Linked DNA regions of Mus musculus: all the other regions are linked to region 1. A link is a loop called in an ENCODE intact Hi-C map of the cell type or tissue named here. Cell type or tissue: heart. All regions are shown on one strand. Links, peaks and the distances in the headings refer to the core of each region. The heading gives the core; the rest is flanking DNA. Region 1 overlaps Myrfl (myelin regulatory factor-like). Region 2 holds the start of Gm26579 (predicted gene, 26579). Region 3 has its middle 15 kb from the start of 1700030O20Rik.

Region 1 (10,341 bases), core at 1,551-9,550:
AAGAAGTTGTGAGAGAAACAGCAGCTTCTGTTAAGCTTGTCCCTGAGTGCTTTTCTGTGGTAATGTCCTCCTCAAACTTGAGCAAATTAGTTACAACGTCGATAGAAATAAAAGAAGTAATCTGTGAAGAAAATCCCAGCAAAAAAAGGATCCGTCGAACAGTCGGCTAAATCCTGGAAAAGAGAAAAGAGAAAGACCAGTGTGAAAGTTAACTATCGTTAGTGTTTCTTTTATCTATTGAGAGTTTAATTTCCTACTGAAAAGAAAAATGGCGGGGGTGGTGGGGTGGTGGGGGGAGCTTGCTTACTGGTGCGGCTACCCGGAAATGGTATGCGCTGTCGGAGAACCGGGCCACGGGAAGCCTCCAAATGTGCTGGTATCCCTAAGAGATGAAGGAGACACGCCCATCTCAGCTCACATGTTACAGCTCAGTTGGAAGGAGAGCAGGCTAGGGAGGCACGCCCTTGACAACTGTAGGAGAGGCTCTAGGACAACGGTTTTTGATCTATGTCGCTAGAACAGTCTGTGGTCTCTTAAGGATGCAAGGAAGATGCCGAGCCAAGCGAGGTGGCCAAGTTCAGCTAAGAAGGGGCACTGGTGTTTGGTTCCAGGCATCCTTCCCTCAATAGGGAGCAGAGGCTGTAGTCCTAAATAACCTCTGCTGGAACCAGGACATGATGTTAAGGAGCCAGGAAACATTACCTGTGTCATCTGAGCATCTTCTCCATCGCTCTGGGTTCTTTCCCGTTGACTGCGGAAACATATATTCCCTAGCGTGTATTTGCACTGGAAGACTATCAGTGGCTCTGTTGTGCTTGAAGAGATGAAGAAAGAGAGCAAAAGTAGTTAGTAGATTCTAGCAGACTACATTTTGATAAGAAGATGAACTAACTAGTGGGCACAGAGCTAACCCTCCCTGAGGCTGTGCCATACTCAGGGTGACTATTGCTCTGATGGATACCATGACCAGAGCAACTTGGGGAGGAAAGGGTTCATTTGGCTTATGCTCCCACTATGCTGTTCATCGCTGACAGAAGTCAGGACAGGAACTGAAACAGGGCAGGAACCTGAAGACAGGAGCTGATGCAGAGCCATGGGGTGGGGGGTGGGGGAGGGGGTGCTGCTGCTTATTGGCTTGCTCTCCATGGCTTGCTCAGCCTGACTCTCCACAGCATGCAGTTGGGCTGAGTGGCACTCCTCCATTGATGAGTAAAACTAAGAGGGAAGGGATATGAAGCCCAGAGGAGACAGAAGAGACAGAGGTGGCAAATGGTCAAAGATGGGAGCACAGCCAGGGAAGGCAGAGAGGATAGAGGAAGGGAAACAGAAGACGCAGGAGCAAGGGGTGAGACTGGAATTGAGAAATGGAATAAAGCTTTCACAGGAGAGGCTCCTTGCACAAGTTTGAGTGAAGTGGGCTGAAAGTTGATTATTGAAAGTATGAGGTGACAAGCCAGATAGGGCAGCACACACCTAGAATCCTGGCACTCAGGAGGTAGTTGCTGGAGGGTTGCCAGGCCAGACTGAGCCTCACTGTCTGAAAATACCCACGCCACGGACAGGAAACTCAGTGGTAAAGCACTTGCCTGACATGCTTGGGTTTGGTCCACACCGCCACGTGCACACGCATGCGCACATGCACACAAACACACACACATACACAATGAATTCTGAGCTACAGAATGATTCAATTATAACGTTTTCAAGTTTTAGAGGGATTGCAGTTATAAAGCAGGCTTATTATTCATTGAGTGCCCTGTGGCTCAGGAAGGGGCACTCACTGTCTTTACACACCCATCCTCTTACAAATAGGCAAAAGAATGGCCGGGAGCCACACGTGAAGCCTGTTTCTGCCATTTACTAGCTATAAATTCAAAACGTGTCGTTTATGTGTGTTACATGTTCATGGTGTGCATATGTGGAGGTGACCTCTGGGTCAATGTTGGGTGTCTTCCTCTATTGCTTTCAACCTTAGTTTTGGGGACAGGGAGGCCCAGAGCTCACCCAAGGCTAGACTGGCTAGCCAGTGCATTCAGGAGTCCTCCTGTCTCTGACTCCTCAGCGCTGGGCTTACAGACAAGAAGTACTGCACCCATCTTTTGTGTGGGTGCTGGGGATTGAACTTGTGTCCTCATGCTTGTATGCAGGCACTCTACCAACTGAGCCATCTCTCCAGCCCCAGAACACATGTCTGACCTGCGTTCCCTAACGTCCTGCCTGTCAAGCATAAGCTAGGAAGAAACTCATCCTGGGAGGGCAGGATTGTATGTCCCAGTATTCGTGTGTGCACTATCTTACTGGTACTCTGTGATCAGTCAATGGCAGTTACTAATTTTGTCAGTGTTAACAATTTCTCATAACGACTCTATGTGCCATGGTATTATGTGACGTCCATTTTATAGGTGGAGAAATGGTAGCCCTGAGACAGTGACCGTCTCTTGCGAGGTCACAAAATGAAGACGCAACAGACAGAATTTGAATCCTGGTCTGCCCAGCTCAAAACTTGGGCTCATTTTTTTTCTGCCCTTAAGCAAAGGGCATATGTATTCCCACCGGGATGGAATGTCACTGAGATGCTCAGCTCCCACCTGGGGAACATGCTGATACTGGTGTACCAACCGCTCCCACCCGGGGGACATGCTGATACTGGCGTTTCAACCCCAGTTCAAAGGAGCCAGTCAGGGAGCCCTGCGCTTGCTGCTACCATGTGAACTTCCTCCAGGCAGGAGTGTGGCTCCCAGCGCTCCCATTCCCTGAAGGATCCTGGACGATCTCACCTCTTTACTGTCTGTCAGTTAACACAGACTGACAGCACTTTATCTCCCAACACACTCAACAATGACTGCATTCAGACTAACTGCTCAGAGAAGGAGAAAGCACCATTGTTTCTTACAACCACACACTTACTTGATTTCCAGAGAGAATTTGACGTTGGTGGGTGTGTTCTTATTAACAGGAATGTTATAATTATAGTGCCCAGGCCTAATTTTAGAAGAAAATAAAATCACAAGTCAAAATACACCCCAACAGCTTCAAAAGGATTTCTTTTTTGACATAGACCACACGCTATGTAAACTGCAAAATGACACATGATAAATTTAGAAAGTTGGGTTTAATCTCCCGTGTCTGTAGTTTTCAGAGACAAACTTACCCAGTGTCAGAGTGAACTTGGCAGGTGCCTTAATATAAAATACGGAAAGTCAAATTCCAAACCAAAATACACAAAATCAAATGCACAGGAAATTAGTTTGGTCACAGAGAAACAAATTTCAGGAGAAAAACGAAGTAAACATAAAATTCTCCTGGAAGGGCCACGTGAGATAACGCAGCACAAACCATTCTCCCTTTTAAAGAATTTTAGCAGGAAATGTGTACATTTAGATCCCAAATCGGTTATAATTATGATGGCCCTGATTACCGCTCAGGAATAGAGGAAATTGTAAGGTAGACTTGCTTATCCTAGGTCCACCTCCCGAACCAGAGATGCTCAGAGGGAAGAGGGTGGCCCACTGATTGCTACTGTGATGAACAACTCCATCGAATGGCATGTCTGTACTTAATCAAGCCCTCCCTCTGATTGGTGCCCCCATGGATGGCATGGAAAAACAACACAAACCAGACAAAGGGGGGTAAGAGCCAGCCATCTCAGATTCTCTTTAAATGATACTAAACTAATTGTCAAAATGTGAAAAAAAAAAAAACATGGGGAGTTGGAGAAAGTCAGAATTTTATAATATTTAAGAATATCAGAGCATCATATTGTGAACCTTGGACGTACACAATTTTTATTTATCACTACATTTAAAAAATGTAGCTTAGTATATGGGCTATATACTAAGGTATAAAAAAAAGCACATTACATTTGTGTATCAGGAATATATTTAATTTTTGCTTGTCAATTATATGCCAAAAAAAAAAAAAGCTGAATAAAAGCTTAACATTATTGCCACACACCCCCACCCACAACACACACAGTATCTGCCTTAGGATCAGAGCCTATAGTTCAACTGGTATGCTTAAACACACGGAATTCCCTTCCCGATATACACCTTCCCTTCTTGGTAACTTCCCATCTTACGGGGAGACATGAGACTGCTGCTTCTCTGTAACTGATACTAACCCATCTGACAGAGAGATCTGAATGTATGAGGACAAATACTTTGCTTGAGTCCAGGATTTGGACCTGAGTCACATGATTCATCTTCATGATGCCATTCTGTCATAGTAACTAACTAACATCTGTCTGGGATGCTCACTAAAGGTGTGACCTACAGCAAGCTCGTTAGCTCGCACAGAACTGCAAAGTAGAGACAATAACATCGACTTCTGAGTGCTGATGGAAGAGTTCAGTGTGGTCATAAAGATAGGCATCAGAAGCCGGGCGTGGTAGCGCATGCCTTTAATCCCAGCACTCAGGAGGCAGAGGCAGGCAGATTTCTGAGTTTGAGGCCAGCCTGGTCTACAAACTGAGTTCCAGGACAGCCAGAGCTATACAGAGAAACCCTGCCTCGAAAAACAAAAACAAAAACAAACAAACAAACAAAAAAGATAGGCATCAGAAGTCATTTTGAAATATATGTTGTTTTTATAATGTAGGAACATCAACTTGAAGTCTAATCTACTGGGTTGAAAAAAAGCCTGAGCCTGAAAATCCATAGGTCCCATGTGTGACCCCAACTGAAAGGAACGTCTCGCCTCTAGGTACCCAGTAGGTACATATCAAATTAAGAAACATTTCCCATGCTGAATGTCTACAGTTTGCATTTGTGCTTGCTGCAGTCAGTTGGGTTCTCCATGTCTAGATGCATCACTGCCGTTGTGTGTGTGTGTGTGTGTGTGTGTGTGTGTGTGTGTGTGTGTGTGTGTTGACACACACTGAGGATGGATGTTGTATCTGGGCAATTGTTTGCCTCCTCGAATAAAAGCTACACTAAGCAGAGCTGGACTTCCACAGCAATTAAAATAATACCCTTTGCTGTTTCACAAACGTCAACTCACTCAACTAGCCACTCAGAGCATTGCTGTGTGCCCCTGGGGACAGTCTGTTCCCTAGGATTTTGCTTCGGGTGTAGCCATTAAACAAGGAGGTAGGAGATCAGGACCATGGGGTTTGTAGCTTATTGATCTGTGCTAACACCCACCATTTCTGACTCCCTCATCTTCTGTGTATTCAGTGTGCTTTTACTTAAGGAACGATGTAAACGCACATGGATTTCAACATGAAGCTTTGATTTTCATTCTGGTCTCAACAGTATAATGCTGACTAAATCCCAGAGGCAGCCAGAGCATCCTGGGAGGCTTACCCACCCGCAGTGGAGCATTCTGCTGCAGTACCGACGGTCTATCATTTGCTGGATTTCTACAATCTGAATGGAAGCGATGGTTGTGTCGATCCCTGGATTAAGGAGAAAAGAACAGCAATGAGATGAACAGAGGAAAGGAAATAAACTCTTGTGCAGGGAGAACGTGCTGCGTTCCTGCTCCAGCCCAAACTGCAGAATGTAAACCAAGAGAGTCCCGGACAGATGCATCCCATCCATGCTCAAATGAGAAAAGGAGGGGAACGTCTGCGCCAGGCTCTTGTGCTTGTTTGGGGGCGATGAGTAATTGTAAGAAATTTAATTTGTCAATAAAAATCCAGACTCCTAGGAACAGTGCCATCACACCCAAAATAATTTCTGGACTACAGAAGTCCTCCTAAATTGGAATTTACTAGAGATGGGGCATAAGATGTGACACACAATCTACTTCAGGAAATAAAAAATGAACTAAAAATACAGTCAGAACAAAGGAGGAAGGCAGGAACTTCAAAGATGTTTTAAAATCCTGGAACTTAACCACAGCTTATCTGGCTGCAGGTGACCATCCTGAATGCCTCATTAATGCTCAGGCTGACAAGGATTATAGGACATGGCCACCGAAGTGTCCACAGTGGATGTGTGTGTGTGTGTGTGTATGTATGTATGTATGTATGTATGCATATGTGTGTATGTATGTATGTATGTATGTGTATGATGTGTGTGTATGTGTGACTGTGTGTATCGGTGTATGTGTATCTATGTATGTATGTGTGTGTATCTGTACATGTATGTATGTGTATGTCTTGGTGTTTGTATATCTGTGTATGTCTGTGTCTATCTGTGTCTGTGTAGGTCCCTGTGTGTGTCTCTGTGTGTCTGTATATGTGTCTGCATGTGTCTGTATGTGTCTGTCTGTATATGTGTCTGTGTGTTTGTATGTTTGTGTATTGTGTGTGTCTGTGTTTCTGTATTTGTATGTTTGTGTATCTGTGTGTGTCTGTGTGTGCCTGTGTGTGTCTGTGTGTCTATGTGTGTGTGCTTGTGTAACTGTGTGTGTCTGCCTGCCTGCCTGCCTGTGTGGTGGTGGTGGGTGACAGGACGGGGTGGCAGGTAGGATGACTGTCATGTTGTTCCTGTTTCTCACCCCACTAATGCTCCTAAGGCTGTGGAGCTGCCTAGTCTCAGAGGGCAAAAAGAGTATCCAAAAGAGTGTCACTTAAATGTCAACTTACAGTCACTTTCCCAGTCTGGGCTGATAAGCGCACTGCTTGTCAGGAACGATTTGCTTTTGTCTTCTAAAGAATAAAAACATCTGTCAGTCAGGAAGGCTCCTTCAGGATGATAGGAAGCTGACTGAGCTGAGAGCTGAATGCATCCCCACCCTCTCCCTCTCCCCCTCCCCCTCCCCCTCCCCCTCCCCCTCCCCCTCCCCCTCTCCCGCTGTAGCACTTACCCACACCTATCCCGTTTCTTCCCACTCTAGTCTATTATTGCCCTCACCCAAGAAGTCGTCTGTTACAGGAAAGTCACACACACCCCAACACATGTTGAAACCCCAATACTTTCCTCCTCAGAATGCCTCTCTGTTTGGAGATATGGCCTTTAAAGAGGGGGATCAAGAGAATTCGAGGCAGTTTAGAAGACCTCTAGTCCAATCTGACAGCTGTCCTTATCAGAGCAGGAGATTACAGGGAGACACCAGGGGTGGCTTTGGGCACATACACAGGAGCAAAGAAAATACCATTTATGGACTTAACAAGAAGGTGGCCTTCTACAGGCAAAGGGAAGACCTCCAAAGGAGCCAGATTTGTTAACACCAAGATCTTGGACCTCTAGCCTCCAAAACTGTCACCCTCCCCCACAAATGTCTGTAGTTTACACCACTCAATCCGTGGGATTGTGTCCTGGCAGCCTGAGGAGACCACACCATCATCCTAGAAGTCCCCAGAGCTCACAGTTTCCCCCTTTCAGTGTGGACACACATGCTCTTCAGTCAATGATACACATCAGCCCTCATGCCCAAAGCGTAGCACCTCTGGGTTATCCCTTAACTTTGAATTTGGTTTTATTTCTATTCCATTCTGGGCCCTCTATAGCTCCTGGGACAGCCTGGATCGTAGTAGGGAAGCATTGCTCTCTGATTAATGAGAAGCTAGTGGTAGTTTTATTTCTCATCTAGATCCTGAGTCAAAAATGTTGCTAACCAAAGCTGTTAGACCCAGGTCCCTCAGGGTCACTCTTGGCATGGTTGACGCAATATTTAAACAATGGACACATGTCATTAGAGGGTGTGGGTGTGTGAATACAGCCAGTGACAGAGGACTCGTAACTCCGGGGACAGGCCTAAGTGTCCTTTCAGTGAGTTGTCATCACTCTTCCTGGTCATGTGTTTTGATGCCAGTTCTACTTGGGTGAGAACAAGCCCCGAAGGCAACAGCTGCGCCCAGCCCAAGCCCAAGATCAGATTTCCTTTATTTCTGGGTAAAACCAAAAAAATCATTACAAACTGACACTCTGAATCCAGGAACGAGGATGAAGCAACCATGTGTATGTTGGAATCTGATTTCTAACCAAACCTGGAAACTCAGAGAAGAGTAAGGCGAGAAGCTGGGGAATAGTCAGTTGGGAATTTGGTCCAGGTATCGGTGGGGTGTGGAGCCAGGGCTGCATGGTTCCCGTTGGCTTTATCTACCTTGACCATTCCATGGCCTCTCTCCCACAGAATAGATCCTATTAAATGAGATAGCAGGGCTCAAAGTGTATAGTTAGAGTGAGTGAAAATGATGGAAAATAAATAGAAACAAACTATACAGAGGCATAATGAATATTAGTCTTCATACAAACAGCATTGGAGGTGCCCGAAGATGAGCAGGACTATACAATGGACTGGGTGCTCCTTCCTGGTTATTAAATGATGTGGATATATCTATATCCATACATATACAATATATGATATATAATATGTTATATATTGCATATAATATATCCATATCAATCATATATCCAATATATGATATATATTTGTAGTGAAGGATAATAATGATATCTATACCAACTTCTCACTGATTATTTTCTATTAGATATTATTCTGAGCACCCAAGGACAGCCCAATAGGATGGCTGTCCCTTCTTGGCAGATGAATACAGGGGATAAGTAGCAGAGAATAAGGGATAAGGCAGGCGAGCCCAAAGGATAAAGAATAGTACAAGGGCTTGCTTTGCTGTCCAGACTGAGTCTCTGCACCACCATTCTGCCATCCTAGAATCACACAAAGCAAAATTCATGGAGAAAAACAACTGAGTCTAAACTGTAAGGCAGGAAGGGGTTGGGGGACCCAGCCAGCTACAGGATTACTGAGGTGGGGACAAAGCCAGGGCAGTCACTCTGTCTGCAGTAGAAAAATGGCATTTCCAAAGCAACAGAGGCAACTGTTCAGGTGTCAGGGCTGTACACAACAAACATTTTAACTTGTTTATTATGTAAAAGTTGTTTATATTCTTTATGTGTATGAGGGTTTGCCTGCATGTGTCTGTATGTAGACCATGTGCGCGCCCGTGCCTGAAGAGGTGAGAAAAGGACAACGGATCCCCTGGTTGCACATCAACATCTGGATGCTGGGAACTGAACCCGGGTCCTCAGGAAGTGCAACAAGTGCTCTTAACATCTGCACCATTCTCCAGCCCCGAGTAAATCTTTTAAAAATTAGATGTTGAGAGCAATCACTTCGTAGTGTGCCAGATAACCTTGGCTGTCAACTCAGTCCCATTGAGAAATGAATCAGCCATAGATTCTTAAACTGTGACTTCATGGGGGTCACGTAAATGAGTGTGACAGTTGTAGAAGTGTTTGTCAATAATAAGAGCTCTGAGTGCACAACTGAAAATCACATGCTTACTGGATTGTGGGTGTTTTAGGCTCACTTGATGTCACTCTGTCATGCTCCCCCACTGCAGAGCTGGTTCTGAACATCCCATGATGCTTTGTTGCTACCCAACGCCAACTCACGTGCCCATGGCCCCCTCCGCTCACACTTGAGACTACAGTTTGTTTTCACTTGACTGCAAAGCTTTCTGCTCTTATAGAAACACACCATTCCATAAAAGGAAGCAAAGACTTTTTCTGTTTATTTGTTTTTTCGAGACACCGTTTCTCTGTGTAGCCCTGGCTGTCCTGGAACTCACTCTATAGACAAGGTTGACCTCAAACTCAGAAATTCGCCTGCCTCTGCCTCCCAAGTGCTGGGATTAAAGGCGTGCACCATCATACCCGGCCTTAAATCTTTTTTTTTCTTTCTTTTCTTTCCTTTTCTTTTTTCTTTGTATGTATGATCCTGTGTGTGAATGGCCAGAGGAAGGTGGCAAATCCCCCAGAACTGGAGTTAAAGGCGGTTGTGATCCACCTAATGGTTTTAAGATAAACGTATGACTCATCAGTATGATATGAACATCACAGAATTATTTTGAATGAATTTCTCGAAACACATATTTATCGGTAAATGTTCTGGATTTGTGACTACTTAATAGGTTTATATACCTAGGGTCACTTGAAATTTCTCAGACAAGAGGATACTGGGTAGAAAAGAAGCCGTAGCCTAGGTGATTGGTAGAGTACACTTGTGGGTGTGTCAGTAGGGTCATTTCCAAGATGGCTCTTATGTGGGACAGCACCTGCTAGGGAAAGGCCTGCCCTGAGTGTAGACGGCACCGTTCAATAGACTGAGAGCAAGCCCCCTCTCTTTATCTCCTATCTCCTCACTGCTAAGAGGTGAATGGCCTCTTCTAAATACATCCCTGCTGCCATGGTGACCTGCCTCTCTTAGGCCAGAATAATGAGGCCTTTCCATCATAGACTGACTCCTCTAAAACCACGGGTCAAAATAAGAGCTTCCTTTGTAAGTTGCTTTTCATGAGTATTTTCTCACGGTGATTTTATATCTATATATGACCAAGGCAGCTCACAGAAGGATGGGTCGTTTATTCCAGCTCAGGGATCCAGAGGGGGTAACTCTTGCAGGGGCAGAGTGCCTGCAGGCAAGCAGGTG
Region 2 (10,341 bases), core at 1,438-9,437, 100 kb before region 1:
ATGTGGAAGAGAAGTCAGATAATGACGCTGTGCGAAACTTACTTGAATTAAGAGGACTTAAAAAATGGCCGAAGAGACACAGCATCTCTGTAGCTTTTCTTTCTAAGGAAAATATCACCAACATTATGAGAAGGTAGATTCTTCTCAAAGCTTTGAAAGTATAGTCACAGTCTCCCACTATTTTTCATCTCTCAGGATTCATGCCCACCATTTCCCATATGTTTGTCTGTTTGCCGTGACTACCAACCAGCAGTCCATGTTTCTTTGTATCTAATTGTTGCAGCCTCTCCAGACTGCTTTTCCTGATACTATCTTTCTTTTTTCTTTTCTCTTTTGGTTTTTCCATTTTTCTTTCACTTCCTTCCTACTTGCTTGTTTTCAGTTGCTTTTTTTTTTCTTTTGAGTTGACCCTGAAGACTATTTGTGATTACTTGCTGATGGTCTAAAGCGGTGGTCTCAGTCTTCCTAACTCTGAAGCCGGCTAATACAGGTTCTTGTGTTGTGGTGACCTCCCCTCCTCCCCCCAACCATACAGTTATTTTGTTGCTACTTCCTATCTTTAATTTTGCTACTGTTATGGATTGTAATATAAGTATCTGATGTGCAGGACATCTGGTATGCGATTCCTAAAAGGGTCATGACCCACAGGTTACAAACCACTGGTCTAGAAGAATCCATAGCATGGGAGAGTCAGCCTCAGGTCAAAATGTGCCTACATCCTGTCTCTGTCTCTGGCTAGGACTGACCTGTTGGCAGCCGCTTTTGTCATGGGAGGAGAAGAGCTCACTCCCTGTTACCAGCCATGTAATGCAATGGCTGACCACTTGATTAGCATACTGGTGGTTTAGAACTAGGAATACTGGTGGCAGAAGTACAGTATAGGAACTAAAGAATATTCTCTATTTCTTCCAGTATTTTGAAATTTAAACAACTATCTTTATATTTCACATAAAACACACACTTAAAGTTTCAAGGAGTTTTTTTTTTTTTGAAATTTCTTTTTTTTTTTTCTTGATTGAGTTTAAAATTAGAATACTGTGGCTCTCCTGTTATCCCCATTTTCCCCTAAGACAGGGTTAGGGTTTCTCTGTGTAGCCCTAGCTGTCCTGGAACTCACTCTCTAGACCATGCTGGCCTCAGAGATCCGCCTGCCTCTGGTGACTCTTGAGCACTGGGATTAAAGTACCATACCACACAGCCTTCCCTCCACAATGGTTACACCTGAGTTCTTCAGATGTTTTTCTCTATCAGTCAGTTTTCTCAACTGTGACAAAATACTCTGGAGAGTTCATTAAAGGAAGAAAACTGTGTTTGGGCTCAGGGCTTCAGACCACTCACTCTGACAAGGCAGGGAAGGAAGGCCCAGAGAGCAGCTGTGTAGACAGGCATAAGAGGTGAGCTCCCCGTGTGACAACCGAATTTGAAAACAGACCAAGGAGATTGAAAACAGGCTATGAAGACATACCCTTTTAATGTCTGCCTTTGTGACTCACCTCTGGCTACCAGACCCCATGTCCTGAAAGTTTCACACACACACACACACACACACACACACACACACACACACACACACAAAACAACACAACCAACTGTAGACACAAGTTCTGTGGGGACATTTCACACTCAAACTGTGATATCGGTAGTCATTCAACTACCTACACTAAATGACTATATTCCCTTTCAGGTTGTAAAAATGTGCTGCCTGGATTTCTATAATTCATACTCATTTCTTTCTGCAAAGAAACATGGCATAAATAAACAGAAAAAATATTCATTAAGCAGATATTTTAGACCATATTACACCAGGCATTTTTTTCCTGGTATAGCAATTATAAAAATAAATGCTATACTGTGGGAAAAGCGGTAAATCTTTTAATAATTGTCATGATATTGTATAGTTATAAAGAAAGATATGAAAGAAAGAATATTCACAGTGGGTATATGTGATGGTTTGAATGAAAATGCTCTCCCGCCCCTGCCCATAGGCTCAAAAAAAAAAAAGCTGTACTACTAGGAGGTGTGGCCTTGTTAGAGGAAGTATGTCACTGTGGGAGGTCTTTCAGATCTCAGATGCTCAAGCCACACCCAGTGTGACATCCACTTCCTGCTGCCTGCAGATCCGGATGTAGAACTCTCAGCTTCCTCTCCAGCACCACATCTGTCTGCTTGCCACCATGCTCCCTGCTATGACACTAGCAGACTAAACTGCTGAACTGTAAGCCAGCCCCAACTAAATGTTCTCCTTCATAAGAGTTCCTGTGGTCATAGTGTCTCCTCACAGCAGAGGAGGAAGCCTCCTTAAGAGTACCAGTCAGTAGGAAGATTTGGCCCTAAAGTGATTTCTCCTGCACAACAAAGTAGCTGTAAGAAGAAATCCACCTCACCCCTTTGAAGAACGAATCTGATTGTAGGCTAAGCTACTATAAGGTCAGAGACTCTGGAACAACCACAATTTACGGTTCCTGGGGACACCTTGCCCCCGTGACTGGGGGTTGGGCACAAGAGATAGCTAAAGAAAGGGACGTCTGTTAAAGACCCACTAAGAAGTACCAGTCATGGGAAAAACAGGCTGGTGGGGGGTACAGTGATTGGTCCCACGCTGTGTGGTAGGTGTTGAGGGTAGGTCTAACAATGTGGAGTTTAATCTGGGGGCAGGATCCGAGAGTGTGGAGACTAAAGAAAACAAATTTCTAACTTCCCACCACCCCTCCTTTTAGTACAAGACTCAGTGGTCTGTTTGATTCCCCAGCTCTTTGAGGCATTCATGGATAAACTCTGTCTGGGTTATTTGCCGTGGCCCTAGGGGCACAGACTGAAGGTCTAAGGGAGTGTATAAGAACTCGAGTTGCCTCCACACCACAAAAGAGAGCATTGCTGCCTTAGCTCTGGGCGAGACTACAAAGAACTTATGGGGTGATTGCAGCTTTGCCACGGGAGATGTACTCTTAACTGGTCCACTGGGAAACACGGGCGGAGCTCACTCTGCCTGTTAGCCTCAGTCTGCTTGGTGAGAGCAGGGAGAAAGGACCACTAGCTTCCTGTAGCCTACAGGTCCCTCCCAACAAAATACTCGAAAATGTTCTTGGTTAGAAGAAAGTCTTGATTTATTTATTATCTTTCGTACTTTCATTTGTTGTTATTTATCTCTATTCACCAATGACATTTTGTCTTTCACTGAAAAAAATCCTTTTTTCTTTCTCTGCTTAAAATTTTTTGCTTGAATTGTATTAATTTTGACCACGTATTTAACGTTTTAGCTTACTATATATGATTTTGCCTTTCCCTTTTTCTTTCTTTTTGGTTTTGTTAGTATAGTTGTTTTAAATTGATTTTTATCATATTTTTTGGCTGCTGCATGCACACACAGACACACACACATATGTAATATATTTTTCTATTTTAATTTTATTTGTAATTATTTTTTTTTCTTTTTTATCCTACAGGTCCTTTGGGTATATATTATGGCTTCCAGTTTAGTGTTTTTATGGGATTCCTGAGTGTGTGAACCCGTGGGTCTCTGCATCTGTTTCTATTTAGAGCAACAACCCAAAGGACAGGGTGTGTTTTCATGTTGTAGTTGTTATGGTAAATTAGCCCCTGCTCTCTGCGTGGTCCTGGAGAACAAGCCCTGATGGGCTTGTTCTCAGAGATCTTGAAGATCTTCAAGATCTTCAAGATCTCTGAAAATACGAAGCTTGAAAGACACTGAGCCGGACTAGCTCTAAGACAGACAAGACTGAAAGAATAAAATTAGGGACAAAAGGAGACACTACAGAAAACACCACGGGGATCCACTCAAACATCAGGGATATTTTAAAAAAGAATACACCCCAAACTGAAACATTTAGGAAAAAAGTGGACAAATTTCTAGACTTTTATATCAGGTACAAAGGTCAAGCCGAGATGGGTATTTAGACTTCTTGGTAGGTCAAACGTGATGAGACAGAATGAAAAGTCTCTCAATAAGAGAAGCTCAGGGCCAGATTAGCTCATGCCTAAATTATACCAGACAAAACAAAACAAAACTAATGGCAACACTTCTCAGACTAGTCTACCAAGTAGGGACAAAAGTCTTGCTTCCAAATGCACCCTACATAGACAGAGTCTTGTCCCATGTGTCTGTCAGCAGTTTTGCTTGTGTGTGTGTGTGTGTGTGTGTGTGTGTGTTTGTTATCACTGCAACAAATATTCTACATAAACAACTTGCACATAGAATTACTTCTTTTAAAAGGACCTATTATGTGCCGTGGCTTAGAGGGTTCAGTCCATCTAAGTAGCTCTACTCATGCTTGACCGTGGGAGGCAGATCATCTCAGTAGAAGGGCTTGACAAAGCCATGCTGTCACTTCATAATAGCCAGAAGTGGGAAGAGGAGTTGGAGAGAGAGGGGAGGGGGACAAGAATACAGAGAGATGGAGACAGAGACTCAAACAGGAAGGCGCCAGGTCAAAACACTCTTCAAGCTATGCCTATGACGAATTATTTAGGCACCTTTCTAAAATTTCTGGTGTTCTCCTAGAATAGCACCTCCAGCTGAGGAACAAGCCTTCCACATATGAGTTTGTGAAGGACACCACAACACCCTAATAAGGACACCACAAAAAAGGAACGTATAGGCCGAATCCTCCATGATCAGACATGATAGTCTTTAAGGACTTGAGTCTTTAAGCTCAGTGGTAAAGCAATTCCCAGCATGCCCAAGACCCTAGATTTGATCTCCACACATAGGCACACATATGTGCCCCCCCTTCATTTTCCACAAGCCCCCATGTACTGGCTAGTTTTGTGTCAACTTGACACAGCTGAAGTTATCACAGATAAAGGAGCTTCAGTTGAGGAAATGCCTCCATGAGATCCAACTGTAAGGCATTTTCTCAATTAGTGATCAAGGGGAAAGGCCCCTTGTGGGTGGGACCATCTCTGGGCTGGTAGTCTTGGTTCTATAAGAGAGCAGGCTGAGCAAGCCAGGGGAAGCAAGCCAATAAGTAACATCCCTCCATGGCCTCTGCATCAGCTCCTGCTTCCTGACCTGCTTGAGTTTCAGTCCTGACTTCCTTGGTGATGAACAGCAGTGTGGAATTATAAGCTGAATAAACCCTTTCCTCCCCAACTTGCTTCTTGGTCATGATGTTTGTGCAGGAATAGAAACCCTGACTAAGACCCCCCACCTGAATAAAAGAATTCCAAATTACCTCAATCGTACATTAAAAAGATTTTATTCAGTGATCAGATTAGGAACATTCAGTGTTGCAAATAAGTATAATCATAGATTTAAAAAAATCATATGATCAATAAGCAGGAAGTGAATAGATGTTTGCTGATAGAGGAAGGTAAGTCCTGAGGCAAGAGTCCTCTCGATTTATATGTGTGACTTGGATGTGACTGAACTACATGACTTCTAATTCCTTTGTCAACTCTAAAAAGAGATGTGTATGACCAGCCTTCTTTAGAAGTCTACTGAACTTAAACTCATACCCAGTGGAGTGAATTGGGGCTAAAGCACCCTTCCACAAATGATTTCCACGAATGCAAGTATCTAATCTGGTGTCTCAGCATGCCTTCAGCCTCTAGGCCCTGGGATCCGTTTAAGGTCATTTAAGTAGAGGCCACATCTGTGGTCTCTGCATTATATAACTAAGCTGTTTGTTCTTGTTGGATATTTGCCAACCATATGTTAGATCAAGGCCGGTTGAAACAGTCTCATTTTGAGAGACTAAATTGCAAGAGAAATTAGATCTGAAAGGAACACAGAAAGAGCCCAAGGAATTGGGACACCTGGGAGCCATTAGCAGTAATCAAGGCTTATCCTGTATGAAAACTTGGGAGGGAGATGAGCCCAGCGGAATATACATATATTTATGTCCATGTAAATTGATATATATGAAAATGGTATATGTATCAATATATACACCATATCTGTATACTCCAATATATGTTTGCATATATGTCTATTTAAGAAAGTGAATTTATAATTTGCTTTAAAAGTCTTGTTTTCTGTGGCAATTTTTACTTGTCATTCCTAACTTGAATCTTTCTGCTCTGTCTCAGAGAGAGAGTTTGATATATGGAAATAATCTTAGAATTTCACAGTCTTTGACATAGCAACGTCCATACAGAAGATTCAGATGAAGGCTGAATAATGACACTATTTAAAACAACAGATATGAATGCTCAACAGTTGCTGGAGAACTTAAGATGTTCCAAGACAGGTCTGTGAAGAATTTATGTCATTTTTTTTTGGCCAGTTATTTTGCATATAATATTTTTTAAAGATAGATTTATTTAATATATGTTTATGAATATACTGTAGCTGTCTTCAGACACACCAGAAGAGGGCATCAGATCCCATTACAGATGGTCGTGAGCCACCATGTGGTTGCTAGGATTGAACTCTGGACCTCTGGAAGAGCACTCAGTGCTCTTAACCACTGAGCCGTCTCTCCAGCCCTGCCTTAGTAACTCAGCTTTATAGATATCTTTACAATTATCATCCTGCAGGTTTCCCTTTGGAAGTTTGTGCAGCGTTCTACAGTTGCTCCCTCCAGCCCCTTTAACTCTCTCACTCCACCAACTTCCACTTCCCTTTAAACATAAGCCAAGAGCCTCTTCAAGCACACAACTCCATAGCACACACCAAAGCAGGAAGAGACCATCGTTACAGCTGGATGATTTCCTGTGATGGGAGCCACATCAAAGACTCTCTAGATGTCGTCATAGTTGATCCTCATGGGACTTTATAAATAGATACACTGATCTGCTTGTTTTCCTGATGAAGAAACTAAGTCTCTGAGATCATCGTCTTGTTTAAGGTGGTAGAAGACACCTACTAATAAAACTGGCATGTTACTTAAATCTACCTGACTCCGAGGACAGGTTTTGCACCATGTAAGAAGAATGAGAGGGTAACAGCCATACCTAAACAAAACTTTGAAGAAGATAAAAGTTAAAAGTCTTTTTTTTTTTTGTTCTGTGGCGGTTTGAATAAGAATGGCGTCCATAGGCTCGTAGATTTGAATGCTTAGGGAGTGGTCTTAGGACACTACTATGTCTTTGTTGAGGTAGGTGTGGCCTTGTTGGAGAAAATGTGTCACTGGGGTTTCAAATGCTCAAGCCAGGCCCAGCATCTCTCTCTTCCTGCTGCCTGCAGAGGCGGAGGTAGAACTCTCAGCCCCTTCTCCAGCACCAGGTCTGCCTGCCACCATGCTTCGCCATGATGCTAATGGACTAGACCTCTGAAATATAAGCCAGTCCCACTTAGATGTTTTCCTTGATAAGAGCTGCCATGGTTACAGTGTCCCTTCACAGCCATTTCTTCACAGTATAGATAAAGCTCCTTATATCTGTAGACTGTGGATACATTTCTTGCTAATAACAGATGATAGCTTAGCGTCCACATCTCTTGGTTCTGTCCATCTGGAGGTTTCATGACGCATTTAGTTTTCCATGATTCATATGAGATCCATATGAGGAAGCCGTTGATTTGGGATGGACTTTGGGAGAGTGTTGCTTTTCTTTGCTTTTCTTTTTTCTTTTCTTTTTTTTCTTTTTGTCCGTTTCTCTTTTTTTCGAGACAGGGTTTCTCTGTATAGCCCTGGCTGTCCTGGAGCTCACTCTGTAGACCAGGCTGGCCTCGAACTCAGAATTCTGCCTGCCTCTGTCTCCCAAGTGCTGGGATTAAAAGCGTGCGCCACCACTGCTCAAAGAGTGTTTCTTTTATATCCGGTAACATGACTTTCCTCTTCAGATGCAGTTCTTCTAAGGCAAGGCCACTAGTGACTAATGCTCATCACCCAGGAAATTCATCTTTCTATTCTTTAAAAGTATGTTTATTTTAAAAATTATTCATGGGCTGGTGAGATGGCTCAGCAGGTAAGAGCACCCCCGACTGCTCTTCCGAAGGTCCGGAGTTCAAATCCCAGCAACCACATGGTGGCTCACAACCATCCGTAACAAGATCTGACTCCCTCTTCTGGAGTGTCTGAAGACAGCTACAGTCTACTTACATATAATAAATAATAAATAAATCTTTAAAAATTATTCATACACTGTATTTTAACCATATTCTTTCCCCTCATACACTTGCTCCTGAATCATCCTACGTCATAGCTCTTTTCTCTCTTAAAAAATTTTTTTTAAAACAGAAAACAAAGAAAAAAGAAAAGAAAAAAAAAAGGAAAGAAAAAAGAAAATGAGAAGACAAGCATGGAGTGTTTTGACTTATCCAAATATTCCAAAACATGTAGCCTACCTGAGAGTGTAGTTAATTTACTGTCTAAGTCAGGGTTTCTATTCTTGCACAAAACATTATGACCAAGAAGCAAGTTGGGGAGGAAAAATTCAGCTTACAATTCCACATTGCTGTTCATCGCCAAAGGAAATCAGAGCTGGAACTCAAGCAGGTCAGGGAGCAGGAGCTGATACAGAGGCCATGGAGGGATGTTACTTACTGGCTTGCTTTCCCTGGCTTGCTCGGCCTGCTCTCTTATAGAACCCAAGACTACCAGCCCAGGGATGGCACCACCCACAATGGACTGGGCTCTCCCAGCTAGATCACTAATTGAGAAAATGCCTTACAGGTGGATCTCATGGAGGCACTTCCTCAAGGGAGGCTCCTTTCTCTGTGATAACTCCAGCTTGTGTCAAGTTGACACACAAAACCAGCCAGTACACCTACCTACTGTCTCTTCATTGAAGAAAACTGATCTTTCCCTCTGGGCATCTATGGATTGCAAACAGCTTCTTAGTTGGACGTGCTTCTTTGTGCCCACTTTTCCATCTCCGTGCTGGGGTGTTGTCTGGCTTGCACTTGTACAGATCTTGTGCATGCAGCCACAGCCTCTGTGAGTTCATGCCTGCATCACCCCTACTGTGCCTGCAAAATGTTGTTTCTTTAGAGTTAACCCCCACCTCCAGCTCTTACGATCTTTCTCCCTTCTCTGCTGCATAGATCCGTGAGCCTTGAGGAGGATGGTTTAATAAAGACATCCAAGTGAGGGCTGAGTACTCCAAAGACTGAGTCCTTCCTTAACATTGTCCAGTCATGTTTTTAATGTTAATTACTATCTACGGCAAGAACAGACTTCTCTAGTGGGGTGTGTGTGTGTGTCCACAATACACTGATCTCTGGGGCATTCTGTTCTAGCTCATGGAATGGGCTAGAAAAAGTGGTTGGTTACTCAGGTGATACTTGTGCCATTGTTGCTCCAGTCGGCATACCTTGCAATCAGGTCACTATTGTAGCTCACAGGTTTTGTAGCAGAACGACATTGATGAGTGCTTTCATGTTTTGGTAGCGTATAAAGTATCTTCGGCACTGTGAACACTAGTCAGGAGGGAGGAAGCTTCCTGTTGGGCACCAGCCAATTTACCCACGTTTGTTGATGTGAGTGAGTGCTGTTTTCTACAACATGGTCTTTCCACTAGGTTGTAGAAGGAAAAAAATAGCATTGGTAATCATCTGTGATATTTTAGGGGTCAATGGGACCCCTTTGGCCAATAACCAACCAGCTGTAACCCATTTCTAATCTGGGGTATAAAATGTATTTGCATACTTACTATTCAGGAAAAAAAAGCGCTTAATTGGGGACTTTAAAACCAGGCTTTGTATCTTTCTGAAACGTTATCAACAGACTCCCCCATACAATTCCAACCCCCAAATCTTAAAGTTCCCACTTACAGCTTTTTCTGAATAATCTGTTCTTTTAGTTAGGATTTCTGTCACTGTGATAAAACACCATGACTGAAAGCAATCTGTACAGAAAAAGGCAATTTCATCTTATTTTTTGAAAGATTTGTTTATTTATTTTATGTATATGAGTACACTGTAGCTGTACAGATAGTTGTGAGCCTTTATGTGGTTGCTGGGATTTGAACTCAGGACCTTTGGAAAAGCAGTCAGTGCTCGTACCCACTGAGCCATCTCACCAGCCCTCATCTTATGACTATATATGTATATGTTTATGTGTATGTGTATGTATATGTGTGTGTATATATACTATATATATGTGTGTGTATATATATACTATATATATGTGTGTGTGTATATATATATATATATATATATGTATATATATATATATATATATGTAACATTCTATCACTGAGGGAGCCCAAGGCAAAAACCTAAATACAGGAGCTTATGCAGAGGGCAGGGAAGGGTGCTGCTTAATGGTTTGCTCCTCATAGCTTGTTCAGCCTGCTTTCTTATAGCAACTTGGACCACTCTCCCAGAGGTGTCCACACTCACAATGGTCTGAGCCTTCTCACAACAGTCATCAACGAAGAAAATGCTCTACAGGCTTACCCACAGACCAATCTGACGGGGGTGTTTTCTCAACGGAG
Region 3 (10,341 bases), core at 1,175-9,174, 68 kb before region 1:
TCTCTTGGTTTTTTGAGGCAGGGTTTCTCTGTCCTGGAACTCACTCTGTAGACCAGGCTGGTCTCAAACTCAGAAATCCACCTGCCTCTGCCCCCCTAGTGCTGAGATTAAAGGCTTGTGCCACCACTGCCCATTGGGAATCTCTTTATCTCAAGTTTGCCAGCATGGTTTTTGTTCTGACAGTTCCAAGATGGATCAACATTCTTTAAGTGACATTTGACGTCCCATGATGCAGACACTTGGGGACTCTAGACAACATTTTAAAATATTCAGGGAACTGGGGCATGCAATCTGTGTTCACTAAACATTAGACAGGAAAAAGAGAGTAAGTTGTTAAAAAGAAAAATGAACATGCGTTTCAGAAATGGCTGCCATCTACCCTACCTTATCTAGTCGCTACTGAATAATGGATGGTAATAGACATAGTTGCTATTTATTGAGGCTTAGGCTGTTTGGCCAATCAAAGAGATTGGCAAACCAGTAAGAGATTGGCAAACAAACCACGGGAGGAAGCTAGAATATTCTTCACGGTTCTGTCGTGGCTTAGAAAAGCCCTTCAGCAGTAGTGGCATATCTGTGGCTAAGAGGTCTGGGGCCTAAAATAAAGCCAGGGACACAAGCCTTCCAGTTGACAAATATTGTCTATATCACTTAAGGTCGTGATGAACCTATCCTTCTAGAAGGTCCTACATTAATAAGAAGCAGAGACGCTAACAAGGTATAGTAGGAACACATAAAAGTCCCCTATTTTTCAATTAAAAGAAAAAAAATAGATACTGTTACCCATGACTGGAGTAGTTTTCCAAGCTACCAATCCAAGCTTCCAAACAGTGACTCACATGATCAGAAACTCACCTGAAAACAGCTGTCTGAGGATTCATTTTTTCTCTTTAATGGCAAGCAACGGTGGGTGGAAAAGTTCATCCTAGCCATGGGACATTGAGCTGGACCTGTGGTACAGAGCCCATTTGTAGCTTGTTGTCCTGGCTAGCTTTATGTCAACGTGACACAAGCAAGAGTCGTTTGGGAAGAGGGATCCTCAGCTGAGAAGAAGGCTCCATAAGAGCGGCTTGTAGAAGACCAACAGAGTCACACTAACCAGGACCCTTGGGGGCTCCCAGGGACTGAACCACCAAACAACATACACCAGCTGGACCTAGGCCCGCTGCACGTATGTATGATGTGCAGCTCAGTCTTCAGGGGCATCCCCCAACAACTGGAGTGTGCATGGGCTGTGCCTGACTCTGTTGCCTGTCTGTGGATCCAGTTCCCCTAACTGGGCCGCCTCATCTGGCCTCAGTGGGAAAGGATGTGCCTAGCCCTTCAGTGATTGATGTGTTGGCTGTCTGTGGGGATGATACCCAGTGGGGGGCTCCCCTTTCTCAGAGAAGGGGCGGTAAGGGTGGTGTGTGTGTGTGTGTGTGTATGTGTGTGTGTGTAGTTTTGGAAGAGAGAGGGACCTGGATCAGGATATAAAGTAAAAATTAATGGGAAGAGAATAAATAAGATCTATTTGGCAACCTTTATAAAAAAAACGACTTTTAGGCAAGTCTGTAGTATATTTTCTTAGTGATTGACGTGGGACCACCCAGCCCATTGTGGGCGGGGCCACCATGAGCATAGAGCAAGCCCATGTCCTCATACAGCATTCATCCATGGCCTCTGCTTCAGTCCCTGTCTCCTCGCCTTCTCCTCTGAGAAGGGGGAGCCCTCCCTTTATCACCCCCAAATACGCCCCATGCACATCAATTATGGCAGGACTAGGCACTTTGAATCCCCACCTGACTTCCTCCAGTGATGGCCTGTTACCTGAGAGCTGTCAGATGAAATAAGCCTTTCCCTCTCCAAGTTGCTTTTGGTCATGCCGGTTTATCAATGATAGAAACTCTAAGATACTAGTACTAGTATCTAGTTCATAGTACTAGTTGTCATTCGTGAGGCATTGAGTCAATTCTAGCCCCTATTCTAAAGTAGTGTATTAAAATAAAATGCTGCAGGATTTTCCCTGACCAATCACATTAGGGCAGTGGGAGGCCTGTGATTGGACTGGAAAAAGGGAGGAGGAGCTAAGAGTCTCAGACAAAGGGAGCCTCTCAGAGTCGGAGGAGAAGGAAGATGGTTCCGGATGTGTACCCGAGTGGGGTTTAGCAGCTACAAGTAGCTATGATTTCACAAGGTTAGAAATATTGGGAAAAAGCTTTTTATCAAAAGAAAAAAAAATTTTATCATTACCAATTGGCTCTGAAATTATTGTATTGATATCTTGTAAATTGCGATATCTGATACATAAATCTGTTTGGTTAATTAAGCATTAAGAGTCATGATTCCCTGGGCAGTGGTGGCGCACGCCTTTAATTCCAGCACTTGGGAGGCAAAGGCAGACGGATTTCTGAGTTCGAGGCCAGCCTGGTCTAGAGAGTGAGTTCCAGGACAGCCAGGGCTACACAGAGAAACCCTGTCTCAGAAAAAAACAAAAACAAAAACCAAAAACAAAAACAAAAATACCAAAGGAGTCATGATTCTACCGGGGGTACTGGGTATTGTGATGTGATGGCTAACCATGGGGTGTGTGGGGGTGTTCCGTGGTAGCAAGAGGAACTCAGGGGGATGGGGGTGGGGCGCCGGAGAGATGTGGCGCCAGCAGGAGCCCTGTAATCTGATGTGGCCAGAGAGTTGGCGGGCCAGCAAGAGCCCCGAAGCATGTTCCAGCCCCCCTGAGAGTTGGCAGTTTCATTTTTTTAATATTTCCCGCTACAATAAAATGTTCATAGTAGCTCAAAATGACCTTTAATGTTGCCATCTGTCACTATTCTCTGGAAAAGAAACCCTGTGAGAGCCTTACCTGTGCTCAGCAAGATGGTACCTGGTACCAGTTCATACCTGCCTGACTTTGAGGACCACCAGACCGTAGTATGCTGTAAGATGTCATATCTGTCAGCAGTCTTGCAATGGCTCAGTTCTATGCTAGACCTCACACAACTGTGATCTGAATTATAAATATTCTGCTTCAAATATCATCAGTAACTGGCCTGGTTATCTTTAACGGTCAAGTTGACACGGCCTAGATCACCTGAGAAGGGAGTCTCTTTTAAAGTATCTCCCAGAGCAGACTGGTCTGTGAATATGTTGGAGGGTGGGGAATTGTCTTAGTTGATAATTGATGTAGGAAATCCCAGTCCAATGTAGACCGCACCATTGCCTTGGTGGGTAGCCCTGGGCTGTGTAAGACAGGTAGGTAAGCATGATGTAGGTTATGTATGAGAGAGTTCCTCTAAAGTTTCTCTTCAAGCTTCTGCTTAGGTTCCTGTGCCTACTTCCCTCAAGAGTAGACTGTGCCCCGGGGGGGGGGGGGGCGGGGGGCGGGGGGGGGGGTGTAAGGCAAATCAAATCTTTCCTCTCCTGAGTTGCATCTGGTTAGAGTGTTTTATCTTAGCAATAGAAATGAACTAGAAAAACAAAACACCAATGGATCCTATTGCTTTCTATTTATTGGAATAACCAAACTTTTATTGTCATTGATTTTTAAATGGCGAGTATGTTTCATTGGCTCCCGAAGAATAGCGGGCATCTGAGATCCATTGTTCTTAAGTTAAATGATCAAGTGCTCTGTATCACAATCACCCATAACAGGGTACTGAGTGCCTCACAATCACCTGTAACAGGGTACTGAGTGCCTCACAATCACCCGTAACAGGGTACTGAGTGCCTCACAATCACCTGTAACGGTACTGAGTGCCTCACAATCACTCGTAACAGGGTACTGAGTGCCTCACAATCACCTGTAACGGTACTGAGTGCCTCACAATCACTCGTAACAGGGTACTGAGTGCCTCACAATCACCTGTAACGGTACTGAGTGCATCACAATCACCTGTAACAGGGTACTAAGTGCCTCACAATCACCTGTAACAGGGTACTGAGTGCCTCACAATCACCCGTAACAGGGTACTGAGTGCCTCACAATCACCCGTATCAGGGTACTGAGTGCATCACCATCACCCGTAACAGGGTACTGAGTGCATCACCATCACCCGTAACAGGGTACTGAGTGCATCACCATCACCCGTAACAGGGTACTGAGTGCCAGTGTTAACTCTTTGGAGGCTGGACAGAAACAAATCTCTGGGGCTGAATGAGCAGAACTATGACATCCCAGATGCCTTTGGGGGAAATGAGGGATGCATGGGTGGCTGCTTGTTTACCATCCTCACCAACCCCCCACTGCTGGCGCTACAAGGCCCTTCAGCCTTTCAGTTTCTCTCCTCGGGAGGCTTTCTCAGGGCAGTTCCTTCAACCTTTATGAAACAAGATATCACCAGATTCTTCCAGCCCGAGCCTGAGGCCCGGTGCATGAGTCTTTAATCCCAGCCCGTGAGATGAGTTCAAGGTCAACTTGAAGTATACAGCAGGTTCCAGCCAGTCAGGGGTACAGAGTGAGACCCCGACTGGAAAAACAAAACAAACAAAACAAAATGCCAAAATGTAATCCAAGATGTACGGTGAAGGAAAATATATGTCCGTCCTTCTTTTCTCTTTCCTTCCTTCCTTCCTTCCTTCCTTCCTTCCTCCCTCCCTCCCTCCCTCCCTCCCTTCCTTCCTTCTTTCCTTCCGGATATATAAAAGAAAAAAAGAAAAAGAGGGAACAGAGATTGACCACGTCTATGATGGGGCCCCACACAGAGTGGAAGGCCTAACCCCACATACCCTAGATCTGAGAGAATATTTATGTATCCCTAGCGGCTTAGCTGGGCAAGAAGAGCAGCAGATGTCAGTTTCTCCTTTGCTGTTGCATGCTGGGACAGTGTAGTGACCTAACACTCACAGTCCAACTCTGTGGGACAGTAAGCCCCAAGCTTGGGAGACTCCAGTGTCTCCTCTGGTGATGAGGGTCCCAGCTTCGTGGGCTTCCTCTCTTCTTCCATCTCCGCAGTCACTCAGGGGTGGGACTGCCTAGTTCGTCCCCACTGGGGACTCGGAGTTGGAGTGCAGGTTTTGGCGGTTCAGGCAGATGACCTGTGGAACCTTGGACTCCAGCCCTTACCTCAGTGTTCTCTCAGGATCCCGGCCAAACGACTCCTCCCTGCTGGAAGCCAACCCTCACCCTGGGAGGTCTGCCAGCAGCTAGTTTTCCTAAATTAACCTCCACTTCCCACTGCAGGATAAACTTGAAGACCTCTGAAGACCAGCTCGAATGGAGGCTACTGTGTCAAACTATGTCTGACTGAGTCGTCGCCAACCCAGCAGCTGCCAGCCCAGCATGCTCACAGTTCACGTCTATTGATGAAAAGACTTTGGTTAAACCAAAAGCTGTTGTCTCGTAGCACGGCCATCCTAACAACTCTTGGTAGTTTCACCATACCCGAACAGGATCCTACAAACTCCCTGAAGTATCTGTCTGTCACGTGCACTTCTGGCCATGGTATTACTAATAGTCACCAACCCTTTGTTAGTTCAGTGTTACCCCCTACCTCTTGGCTTCTCCCTAATGTCAGTTTCAATAATGCCTTTTGGACCTTAGCCTTTCCCCAATTCCTTTGGTTCTCTTCTTCCCCTGCTTTAAAACCTCTGCAGGCACAGTCATCTGTCATCGTGCCTGGGGGATTGTTGCTCCTTTGCTGCCCTCCCTCCCCTTGCATTTGCTTGGCATCACCAAGCCTAAGGTTGCAGAGATGACACAGTGTGGAAGGAAAGTGATTGCCAAAGAGGGAAGATCTGAAGTTAAGTTGTGGTGTTTCCATCTGTAATGGCAGCACGAGGGCCTGGCAAAGAAAGAAGGATCCCAGATCTCTGTAGCTAGTGAGTCCAGATGCAGTGAGAGAGCTTGTCTCATAACTGATAGAGTGACTGAAGGAGACACCTGACCTCCACATACGTGCATTCATGCTTGCAGCCGCAGACACATGGGCACATGCATACACAGGTATGTACACACACACATATACACACACAGGCAGACACACAGGCACAGACATATACAGACACACACACAGACAAATATACACAGGTACTGACACAGAGACACATGCACATGCACACACACACACAGAGACACACATACACACAGGTGTAGACACACGGACACATGCATGTACACACATATACATACACACATACACACACATGCGCACAGACACACAGAATGCACACATGTACACACACAGAGACACACATACACACAGGTGTAGACACACAGACACATGCATGTACACACATATACATACACACATACACACACATGTGCACAGACACACAGATATGCACACATGTACACACACACACACAAACACACACACTCATATACAACATTGAAGTGGAGAAGGAGAGAGGGGAGGAACAGACTCTGGTTAGACCCATGCCTCACCTACTGGTGCACAGCTTCTGGCTGAAGGAAAACACCCAATTCTCTGGTTGTCCCCACTCTAAATTCATGGCTGTACACACCAAATGGTGAGCTCGTTGTATGTTTTTCTTGTTTGTTTACCACTATTCTTTCCTAAACTACCAATCCCCCCTTCTCCTCTCACCCCGTGTTCTCAGCAAACCTCTGTTCCTATGCTTGAGCCCGGACAAAAGGCCTCCTCTCCCAATTCCTTAAGAAGCCTTCTGAGGAACCTGTCTTCACTTCTCCCCTCCCCCGCAGGGCTCTCCAAGGCAGTGTCTGCCCTCACAGTCCCTGCCTCCCACTAGAGATGAGAAGTGTGCCCACGGTCTTAATTAAGCGTTTTATCACTGCCATAAAACACTCTGACTCAAAGCATCTTGGAGATGAAAAGGTTTATTCCAACTTTCATGTCCCAATCCCATCCTGAAGGGAATCTGAGGCAGGAACTGAAGCAGAGGCCATGGAGGAAGGCTTACTGCCCTGGCCTCAGCTGCTTATGTGGTGGGTTAAATAAGAATGGCCCCCTCAGGCTCATATATTCGAAAGCTTAGTCAGTGGGGAGTGGAACTCTTTGATAGGATTAGAGGGATTGGGGGGCATGGCCTTGTTGGAGGAAGTCCTTGGGAGTGAACTTTGAGGTTTTCCAAAGCCCACACAAAGCCCAGTGTGTTTTTCTCTTTCCTGCGCTCAGCCTGTGGGTCAGAGTGTGGCTCTCAGTTACTGCACCATCACCCCCTATGCTCCCCACTGTGATGATAATGGACTAAACTTCTGAAACTGTACACAAACCAATTAAATGCTTTCTTGTACAAGAGTTACCTTGGTGATGGTGCCTCTTCACCATCCTAGAACAGTGACTAAGACTCTTGCTTAGCACCTGCGGCCACCAGCCCAGAGGGGGTACCATTTACAATGGTCTGGGCTCGCTCACATCCCTCACCAATCAGGAAAATGCCCTGTAGGGTTGCTTACAGGCCAATCTTATGAAGACTTCTGTTTTCAATTAAGATTTCCTCTTCCCAGATATAGCTCTAGCTTGTGTCAAGTTGACATAAAACTAGCTAGCATACCGAATAAGTTCCTTGTCCATTTTACACATGCAAGGCACCACTCCAGCAAATACCTCTTCCATCTCCTACATTCATTTTTTTTTTGTCTTCTTATTACATGTTTTCTCTAAGTCCCTAAGTTCATTCACAAAGTGCAAGCAACCCATTCTGTTTCTATTTTTCCTAACTACAGCACCATTTTTTTTCTTCTTTCAGCAATAACATTCCTTAAGGCTTGCCTGTACCTGGTCTCTGTCATCCGCTTCTGTCATGGCTAACCTACTGCAGTCAAGCTCCTAACTCCATGATTAGCATGGGACTGCTCTCCCTAACTAGCCCAGTGATGTTGACACCAATGAATACTCTCAGGAGCATTTAGTGTAGTTGTTCTCTTCCCTCCCTCCCTCCCTCCCTCCCTCCCTCCCTCCCTCCCTCTGCTCTCCCTCCCTCCACCCCCTTTCTCTTCCCCTCCCCCTCCCCCTCCCTCCCACCCTCCCTCCCTTCCTCCTACCCCCTCTCTCTCTGTCATATCTTCTTCATTTAACTTCTAAGATACCACACATTCTTGATTGGCTTCATTCAGTCACAGTCATCTTTTATTTTCTCAGTGAATCCATCATTATCCTTGGACTTCTTACTACGGAAGGCTCAGGAGCCTGGACATCTCTTTCTATCTACATTGCGACCTTTGCTATCTCATCTAACCTCCATGGCTTTGTTGGGATTCCACTTATGCTTTACAGCTCTTTTGGTCTTTCTGGAGTGGATGGCCAAGAGACTGAATCTCCCAGGTGCTTTTTCTGTCTTTTCATGAAGGTAAATTGGAAGTTGAATACTGGTGTAAATGAGATCCAGTTTCTTCTCCATCTCTTGGTAGTAAAGTATAGTTAAGACATACTGATGCTAAAAAAATTATTCATATTTACCTGAAGTTTAAATTTAACTAATTCCCTATGGTGTTTTTTTTTTTTTTTCCTTATGTACTAGATATGGCAACCTTGCTAGTATTCTCTCTGCTCTTCTTAGGAAACTTTACTCAACATACACCCAATTTCACGTTCAACCAAGAGCTCAAGAGGTCTCTATGCAGGTGATGGACTGTTTTCTCTAGACAACGATTCTGATTTCCCTGTCATCTGTCCTGAGAATTCTCCCCACCCTCCCAACCTCCAACATCTCTGAGAAGAGTTGGAGAACGCATGGAGAAGGCTGTGTTCTGCCTGGGCATCCCATCCTTAACACTCTCCCACAGTCCAGATGGGCACATAGGAAAAGCAGGCAGTGTGGCCTGTGCAGTCATTTCATTCTCTCTCCATGGATCACAGCTCTCAGTTTCCAGTTGTCTGAAGACTATATGATTGTTCTTCTGGTTATGCGTTAAACCTTGAGGGTTTCTTATGAGCTACATCTGTCACCCATGTTAGCATTTTGTCTGAGCTCCCCCCACCCCACAGTTACCTGGCAACAGCCAGATATGCCCACACACACACAGTTACCTGGCAACAGCCAGGTGTGTCTGGCTCACTATAAAAGGGACTGCTTGCCCCCTCCCCTCTCTCTCTTGCTCTTGCCTTCCTGCTACTTCTCTATCCCCTTGCCCCTTCCCCCCTCTGTCCCAATTCCCTTCCCCCCTCTCTATCCATGTGCTCATGGCCAACCTCTATTTCTCTACTCTCTCTCTCTCTCTCTCTCTCTCTCTCTCTCTCTCTCCTCCCTTCTCTGTCTCTACTACCCTCTTAACTCCCCTCCCCATGCCCTGAATAAACTCCATTCTATACTATGCCACCCTGTGGCTGGTCCCTCAGGGGAAGGGATACCTCAACATGGGCCCATGGAGGCACCCCCTCCCCCCATACCTCATCACACCCCCATAGAGCATATCCCCCCTCTTTTTATCTTTTATACACACATCAATCCACACCATCCACAGATCACAATTTTGCATTTCTTTTCAAAATCAATCTCTTCTGTTTTCACGTATGTATAAACCCCACGAAAGTAGAGTTTTACCTCTTTTATACATCTAGTGCCAACTGGCCTGACAGGTGATCGACATGCAATATAAATTTGTCAACTAAATTAATATAGTGTGATAACTAAGAGGGACTGTCTGAGCTTGAGTGCTGACTCTGTTAATTGGTAGATGTGTTGCCACGCGTCTGAATTTAAATTCCCTTGGCTTCGGTCTCCCTTCTCATCAGTGAGGTGGTATTGGAATAGTAACTACCCGGGAAGCTGTAAAGATTACATGAGATAAGCCGCTAAGAAGAATTTAACGGAGGACCTGGCACCTTGCTGGTTCTGCTTTTTAATCAGACCACCGCATACGTTATTTCAGGCACAAGAGCAATATTGAAATTGGCAAGTTTAATTCTTATTGGCACCAAGTGAACCTTCATTTCTGGCTTTTCAAATCTATCATTTCCACAGCTGAAGGAGCTTTGCCTTTCCACGCAACACACCCGTTTTTCCACAGTCCTCTCTGGAGAGGACTTCTAGCTCATTAGTGAAGGCCTTCATAGCATCTTCAGAACTCTTTCCCCAAGTGAGACCTTACACAGACAAAGCCCAGACTGCATGGGTTTGTGAGTGAGATATGATAGACAGCTTGTGATCTTCCACTTGCTAGCTGATGCAAAGGTCTCTAGATTTGCTTATTTCTAAGTATTTTGTCTGCATGTTTGTATGTGCACGGTGTGCGTGCCTGCTGCCCACAAAGGGCAGAATAACATATGGGGTCCTCCGGAACTGGGCTACAGATGGTACTGCTGATAACTAAACTCAGGTCCTCTGTCAGACAAGCACGGGCACTTGACCGCTGAGCCATCTCTCCAGCCTTCGAAGATTGCTTCCACCACTTAACAGAATAACAGGCTCAAACATGGAATGCTGATCTTTGCAGACTCATAC

The links. Peaks named below come from ENCODE experiments on the same cell type or tissue, not always from the same donor. Only the 100,000 strongest peaks of a DNase experiment are listed, where the experiment ranks them.
Region 2: a loop joins it to region 1, with 2.1 times the contacts of the local background. A loop is called at or near these places in 2 of 42 quality-filtered maps.
Region 3: a loop joins it to region 1, with 2.2 times the contacts of the local background. A loop is called at or near these places in 4 of 42 quality-filtered maps.

The regions. Positions count from the first base shown.
Region 1 is chr10:116,776,642-116,786,982 of GRCm38, forward strand. It overlaps Myrfl (myelin regulatory factor-like), which reads right to left. Exons shown (of 25, transcript NM_001033333.3): 20 at 6,533-6,595; 21 at 5,308-5,395; 22 at 2,908-2,982; 23 at 703-814; 24 at 308-382; 25 at 1-173. The coding sequence ends at 87. Among named protein-coding and RNA genes, the nearest start is that of 4930579P08Rik, 53 kb to the left of the region's middle. In heart, for the core only: no CTCF peak of the experiment used is centred there; no DNase peak of the experiment used is centred there; H3K27ac peaks cover 661 bases.
Region 2 is chr10:116,672,455-116,682,795 of GRCm38, forward strand. Gm26579 (predicted gene, 26579) reads left to right here and starts at 2,137. Exons shown (of 4, transcript NR_152731.1): 1 at 2,137-2,427; 2 at 3,444-3,558; 3 at 6,049-6,209; 4 at 6,499-6,849. In heart, for the core only: a CTCF peak has its summit at 6,311 (motif pointing right); no DNase peak of the experiment used is centred there.
Region 3 is chr10:116,708,537-116,718,877 of GRCm38, forward strand. No RefSeq gene overlaps it. Among named protein-coding and RNA genes, the nearest start is that of 1700030O20Rik, 15 kb to the right of the region's middle. In heart, for the core only: no CTCF peak of the experiment used is centred there; a DNase peak (open chromatin) is centred at 5,085.